2 separate regions of the Homo sapiens genome follow, and region 1 is linked to region 2. Evidence: chromatin contacts called from ENCODE Hi-C or POLR2A ChIA-PET data. All regions are on one chromosome and are shown on one strand. The core of a region is the stretch at or near the end of the contact, and the rest is flanking DNA. Distances in the headings are between cores, read along the strand shown. Region 1 has its middle 160 kb from the start of INO80D-AS1. Region 2 overlaps NRP2 (neuropilin 2).

Region 1 (3,552 bases), core at 237-2,736, 190 kb before region 2:
TGCAGGAGAAGGTAATGTTGTGTTTGTTGGTTTCTCTGGTACATTTCAGGACTGATTTACTCTTATGCCGGGTGCAGAGCGAAATTCCATCATTCCCACATCAGGTGAATCCTAAATCAAGCAGCCCCATCCCCATTTCTACAAAGGACCATGCACTTTTCTCTTTCTGTATTGTTATTACCCTTTAAAAACTCCCTCATGGACATGCATATGTCTTTTCCCTTTCCTTTCCTCTCGCTTCTCCCTTTTTTCATGGGAAAATAATTTTGTCCATCGGATATATCACTCAGCATGTCTGGTATTAATGCTTAAGGCGGCTGCTTTCAAGGTTGATGTTTGCTTCTCTTTAAGTTTTTTATTAGCTCTCCCTGAGACACTGGGTTTCTCTTCCAGGGCTGTCCATCTGTCTCAGCCTTTTAAGGGTTTTGGTCACTCTTGTAGTTGTTATTTTTCCCCGCTGTTGTCCTCATTCCCGGTGCTCAGGCCACAGAAGATCTCTTTGGAAAACCTTTCAGATCATCGGAACTGGCCACACTAGACTGAAGATTTGAGAGACGCACAACTTGAGAATGTTCCAGGGTCTCTCGGACAGAAGCACCACGGAGCAAACACCGGGAGCCCAGCTCCTGTCGCTGGCAGCGCTCCTTGGCGTGTGTTCATGTTGCTGGCGGGCACTAGGTGGCGCTCCAGGCTCGCTCACGGGAGGGAGGATGCCCGGCTGTCTCGAGAAGCGGCCCCGGACCGGGAGGGACCCTGCCCGACCCCTCCACCCACGCGGGAAGTCGCGTAGCCCACACAGCCCTCTGGGTGTCTCTCGGGCTACCGTGTTTCCACCCTTCTCTCAGACTCTCACCCCTGTAGACCTGTCAGGGATGAGCCTCCAGGATTGTGGAGGGCATGGGCTGGGGCTGGCCTGAAGGATTTAAACAAATGTTGGTCTTCCCCCAAGGCCTGAAATCTCTTCAGTTCATTTCTTAACATTAGTGTGGAATACTCTATCCCGGTTACTTATTTTTACCACGAAGAGGAGGTTTCTATGAAAGAAAGAAAGAAAGGGAAGGAAGGGAAGGAAGGAAGGGAAGGAAGGGACTTACTTAAGAGCCCGTGGGAGGCAGCTATGGGAAGATGACGTGAGCCTGTTTTCTAAAGTAAGAGAGTGTGCAGGTTGCTTAATCTCCTTGGCTCTCTGGACCTCAGCTTTTCTCTGTAAAATGGGAACGATAACGCTGCTGTGAAGATCAAATCAGACTCAATGTCCTTGAGGTCTCTCTCTCTTTTCAACAGGGTCTTACATTCTGCCGCCCAGGCTGGAGTGCAGTGGTGTGATCACGGCTCACTGCAGCCTTGACCTCCTGGGCTCCAGCGATCGTCCCACCTCAGCCTCCCAAGTGGCCTACCAACTAGCAAATTTTTGTATTTTTGGTAGAGATGGGGTTTCATCATGTTGCACAGGCTGATCTCAAACTCCTGGGCTCAAGCGATCCGTTCGCCTCGGGCTCCCAAAGTGCTAGGATTACAGGCGTGAGCCACCGCGCCCGGCCCCCTTTGTTTTCATGCCATCAGTCTCTCCTGGTTTTTATTCTCTTTCTCAGGCTTTTAAAACGTCTCCTTTGTGGATTTTTTTTCCCTTTCTACTTTTTCTTAAACGTGGGTGTTTCCTGGGTTTTAGCCATACCAATTTATTCTTTTGCTGTGGTGCTTGTTTTAAATAACCCCGTGTGCTTTCTCTGGAGAACATTGACTACCAGGTGTCAGCTTCCCCTGCTGGTTCCTAGATCCCGGCCCACTTCCCGCCTCTGTCCAGGGCTCTGGATCCAGAGGTCAGCCGCCCACGGCGCCATTCCACAGAGTCCTCCCGGGAGTATTTCAAGCTCAGCATGCTCTGACCTGAGTTGGTGCAGTTTTCTTCTCCATTGCCCTGCTCCTGAATTTCCTACCTCACCCATGATACCATTTGCTACCAGGCTTCCAAGGCAGACCCAGGGCGCCACCCTTGCCTCCTTCTCCTCCTTTATTCCTCACAGCCAGTAGGGAATACAGTCAATACAGAGCTTTCCATCTGTACCCCTTCCCCACCTCCCCACAGCCCCCCAGGTGGGCACCCCCCACCTGCTTTCCTTGCCTCCAGGCTCCTCCCTCTGCCATCCTTCCATCCCGTCCCCAAATGCAGTCAGAAAGAACTTGCTAAATCAGCTGGGTGTGGTGGCATGCACCTGTAATCCCAGCTACTCGGGAGGCTGGGGCAGGAGAATCACTTGAGCTGGGAGGCAGAAGTTGCAGTGAGAAGAGATCACACCACTGCACTCCAGTCTGGGTGACAGAGCAAGACTCAATCTAAAAAAAAAAAAAAAGAACTTGCTAAATGTGGATGTGATGGTGTCACTCCTCTGCTTCTCATCCTGTTGTGATTTTTGTGAAGAAAACCAATCACAAGTCTTATAAGCTCTAACCCCTGTGGCTGTCATCCCGCTCCCCCAGGCCCAGGAGCTCGCTCTCTTCTCCTAGAATCACAACTGGGCCCCCAAGAATCTTCCTCAGCTGACCTCTCTCCCTGCCTGGGTGTGGAGTGGGGCTCTTCTGTCGTTGTGTCCATCACGCTGCATTGTAACTTTCCTAGCCGTGGCCTCGCTGTGTTTTCCCTGTTCTTCCTCCCAGCATGGGGGCTCCATAGGGCAGAGCTCCGAGGTCTTCCTGGCACACAGTACATGCTCAGGGGTGTCAGCTGGAGGCACACTGAGTGACTGAGGGCACTGGACTCTGCCCACTAGCTTCACTGGGTTCAGTGAGAATGGAAGCGTGTTGTCGGGTGGAATATCTGATGTGGGGAAGAGAAAGGTGAGTTAGACGCAGAACCTGCCCTCAGTGAAGACACATCCTGAAAACTGCATTGATGCAGCTTCATTCAGGTTTTCAGATCCCACCGAAGAGCCATGCCACATTATCCACCTCCCTATCCACTTCTGCACAAGTCTTTCCCATGGCTGGAAGCTATTGAGGGGCCCTTCCGTTTCTTCGGGCTCAGCCTTGGGTCTGGAAGGACTCAAGCACTGCCCGTAGGCACACAGACTCAGGGTTTGCAGGCCGAGTGAATGGGCCTTCCAGACTCTGGAAGGCATCTCTGGCTGTGAAGAACTTCCTCTCACCCCGCTCCCTAGATGCTTAAAGTCTCGATCACATTCCATTAGAGCTGTTTGGAGTTGATTTTCTGGCAATGTCTCCCAAGTGGCAGGGTATCATCTATAGCTCATGACTTTTTTTATGCTCAGGTTCATTTAATCATAGCCAAGGGTCTCCTAGTTCATCAGGATCAATATCCTGACAGGATGCAATCCATCAGCTTGGGCAGCATGCCAAGGGGTGGGCTCTGAGCATCCTGGTGCCTAGGGTGGTCCTGGCTGTGCCAGGCAGAAGCCCGTGTGGCCTCCCTATGCCTCAGTCAGCAGGGCCCGCCATGCTGGTGAGGAGCCAGACATGCCTTAAAGTGGTGCCCGGTCCCCAAGGCCCATGGGACCTTGGATGCCTTCCATGGTGTACCTGCTGGGTGAGATGTGT
Region 2 (3,496 bases), core at 905-3,404:
ACTGAATCATTATAGGCAAATCAATAAACCTTAGATACCTTGGTTTCTCCTTCAGGAAAATAAAGTCGATAATAGGCTTGCAGATAGACACTTAAGTTTACTGGCCCTCCCTCCAAGGCTTGCATAGCACCCAGGACAAATGTTAGCGTGTAAGCCAGGTCACAAGTAACAAGTGGGTCTTTGCACAGGTGGGAGAGTTTAAGTTCCAAAAGCCACGACTACTCCCAAGTCCCACCTTCAGGCCAACAATTTTCAGATGACAACTTTGCAGTGAGGTATCTGAGAAAAATCGGTGGGTTGCCTTGTATGTTATACTCAGATAGGAATGTTAACATCTGCTTTAGAAGCTGGATGTCACAGAGGACATATATTTTTTATTTATTTAATTTAATTTATTTATTTTTGAGATGGGGTTTTGCTCTGTCACCCAGGCTGGAGTGCAGTGGCACAATCTTGGCTCACTGCAACCTCTGCCTCCCGGTTTCAAGCAATTCTCCTGCCTCAGCCTCCCTAGTAGCTGGGATTACAGGTATGCGCCACCAAGCCTGGCTAATTTTTATATTTTTAGTAGAGACAGGGTTTCACCACGTTGGCCAGGCTGGTCTTGAACTCCTGACCTCAAGTGATACACCTGCCTTGACCTCTCAAAGTGCTGGGATTACAGGTGTGAGCCACCATGCCTGGCCCACTTTTTATTTGTTTTAAAAGAAAGATCTTAGTATGGTTGTTTACTACCCAAAGGAAAATCACAAGTATGTTCAAGGTGACCCTAGCTTTCTGATGCTAGTGTTGATTATGTTGTAATTATTAAAAATATATGTGTGTGCGTATTTAAAAAGAGCTAAGTTGAACATAAAGATTTCTTCAAGTGCATCTCTGCAAACCAAGTTTAAAAAGCGATTCAGGGCACAAAGTGGTCTGGATAATCTATTGGGTGCCTCTCTGAATTCTGAATATAATCCAGCATTTTTCAATTGATTCTTGAGACCTCTGATTTGTTTTCAGTAGCCCAGAACCTGAAAACCATCAGCATTTCCTGGATTTTCTGATTTGCACCTCTAGGGGAGTGGGGGACCTGCCAATTAAATCAGCTGCTATCCAGCATCCCAGTTTGGTTGTTATCTACACTCCCAGGCAAAGAAAATCAGTGCATTTTGACCATTCCTGTGAGTCCACAAGGCATGGACAATATAATTCAATGTAATATATATTATAGAATATATTCATTCTATATATTATATAGAATATATTCTATAATATACATTATATATATAATTATATATATATATAAAATCTAATAAGAAGCATCCAGCCAGAACGCATTACTGATGGTTTCTGAGGCCATCTCAGAACATTTTCTCTGCTTCCCACCCCATTTCTAGTCACAGTCACCTCTTCTTTGCTGACCCCTCCTTAAGTTGTCTTTGAAGAATATGCAGTGACTGACATAGCTGAGGACAGTGAGCTTTGCAGCCTTCCTACCTTCTAGGCCTCTAGGCAGAGGAATTTTTCTGCCCAGCCTAAAGCCTTTTCTTATATACCATTCATCTTTGCTATCAATACCCATGTGCCCAGGACAGTGTAGATGCTACCTGTCATCATGCCTGCCTCTGGGGCCTAAGATGAAGATTCTGTCCAAGTCTTTGAGCTCCTTGGAGGAGAGACACGGCTGGCTGTTTCACCCTTCCCAAATGAGGCGGGCCCTTTGGGGTACAAAAACAGTCTCTCTTCACGTGCACCACCTCTCATGTGAGTAGCGCTTCAGCACTCAGCTTGCACACTCCCATCTCTTCATTACCTATGGTGTGAACTACTGTTTACTTCTATTTTGCTGTAAATATCTGAAGTCAGCCAGCTCCAGGGACTGCAAAGAAAGCAGGGAAATATTTCCAAGACAGCGCAGTGCTGGAGCCCTGGGGTAGACATTGTGCACGAGATGTTCCTCTTCTTTTTTAAAATAAATATTTCTCTCCACTAATAAATGTTTCATTGCCTCCAAAGTTCTCCCTTTCAATGTACTTGGCACAGACACTCAAGAAGGGGGAAAACAAAGCAGGCAGAAGAGAAAAGTGGCAGGAATGCAGGACAGAGGCTGGGGGAAGCCAGAAGCATGTTTTTAAAACTAGTGTCAGGAACAAATGTGCTGACTCATCCGCTCACCCTGACTGCAGATCTGTGTGTCCTCCCTCTCCCACCCCCTTCCCTTGCATCTGCTCTGAAACCAGCCATTGGGTCTACACGTAAAAATAAATTGCTAATCAATGAATGCCATCCTGTTTAATTAATTTGTTGCACAAAACAGTCAAGTAGGGGGAGGGAACTGTTGCGATGCGGGGTGGGGGGGGGCGGTGGGAAATGATATGAAGGCAATGGGCTTTTTTTGTTGTTTGTGAATCATGGTCCTGATCTTTCTCCTTTAAAACTCCCCTTTAAAGACAATTTAAAAACTTGTTTTAAAGCTTGTTTCATTCTAGTGGATGTGGGAACTTAGCCAGATATAGAGTTAGAGGCATGTGTGTGTGTGTGTGTGCACGTGTATACTTTACATAGATATATGTATATATATATATATATAAACACAGAGAGAGATTAAGAGAAGGTAGGGATGCCGGTAGGCAAAGAAGCTGTCTAACAACCAAATGCACATTTAGGACTCTGATGACCTCTGCTCTCATCCTCCTTTACTTTCGGGCTGTTTTTGTCATCAGGCAGCTTTCCTACATGAAGGAGGAGACAGAGGCACAGGGGCGGCTGCGTTCTGGGGGGCGGGGATGTGCGCATCCCCATCTGTGTGGGCCTGCGGGGCCCGCTAGATTTACTGCGGGATTATGTTACCCCCATCGAGACGCTGAGGCCTGGAACACAGCATACTAACAGGATTAGGGTTTCAGGATTTGAGACAGGAACGCATCAGGGAGGAGCGGGGAGGAGGGCAGCTCAGGGGTGGGGCTGGAGAAGAGCAGGCGGGGGAGGAGCACAGGATCAGAGCAATGAGCGGGCTTGGGGGGAACAGTCAATGTCCTAGGAAGAGGGAAGGAGAAACTCGGACATTCTAGGACATTCTAGCTGGGTGGGGTGGGCCCTCCACCCCTGGAAACCTCCTAACACAGATGTTTGGGTTTTCTTAAGGAGGTGCCTTTAACTCCCAGGTGGGGAGAGATTGAGGGAACAGGGAGTGAGGTTCCAGAGACCTCTGCCACCTGCCTGCCTCTTCAGGTGGAGGCTCTGCAAACCGGAGCAGGGACAAGGTGACATCAGAGAGCAGGACAATCTACCAGGTGAGGGCTTCACTCCAGTGCTCATCTACATTAGTTGGGGTTGGGGCAAGGAACATGATTCCACAGCCCAAGCAGAATCACAGCGCCCTTCCACATCCCCTCTGTGTGCTCCTTGTCACTGGCCTCTGTGCACAGCCGGGGCCTTGGAGTTTAACATCAAGGCTATCAGCGCCAGGGAGGCGCGCCTCAGCTACTGGAGACAGTTCAGCACCCACGGG

The links. A loop is a pair of places that touch in the nucleus more often than their neighbours do. ChIA-PET counts read pairs that join two places held with the same protein, here RNA polymerase II (POLR2A). Pooled maps may share reads with other maps.
Region 1: a pooled map shows a loop between it and region 2 (2.2-fold over the local background). The contact joins two enhancer-like sites. A Hi-C loop is called at or near these places in 1 of 50 pooled maps. POLR2A ChIA-PET finds 5 or more read pairs at or near these places in 2 of 52 experiments (AG04449 and Panc1).

Annotation. Positions count from the first base shown.
Region 1 is chr2:205,923,144-205,926,695 of GRCh38, reverse strand. No RefSeq gene overlaps it. Among named protein-coding and RNA genes, the nearest start is that of INO80D-AS1, 160 kb to the left of the region's middle. Within about 2 kb of position 1,486, at least 3 of the 41 ENCODE cell types and tissues checked have a DNase peak (open chromatin) inside an H3K27ac peak, as active enhancers do.
Region 2 is chr2:205,733,250-205,736,745 of GRCh38, reverse strand. All of the region lies in intron 7 of NRP2 (neuropilin 2), which reads right to left. Among named protein-coding and RNA genes, the nearest start is that of NRP2, 52 kb to the right of the region's middle. RefSeq lists an enhancer at 1,987-2,281. Within about 2 kb of position 2,154, at least 10 of the 41 ENCODE cell types and tissues checked have a DNase peak (open chromatin) inside an H3K27ac peak, as active enhancers do.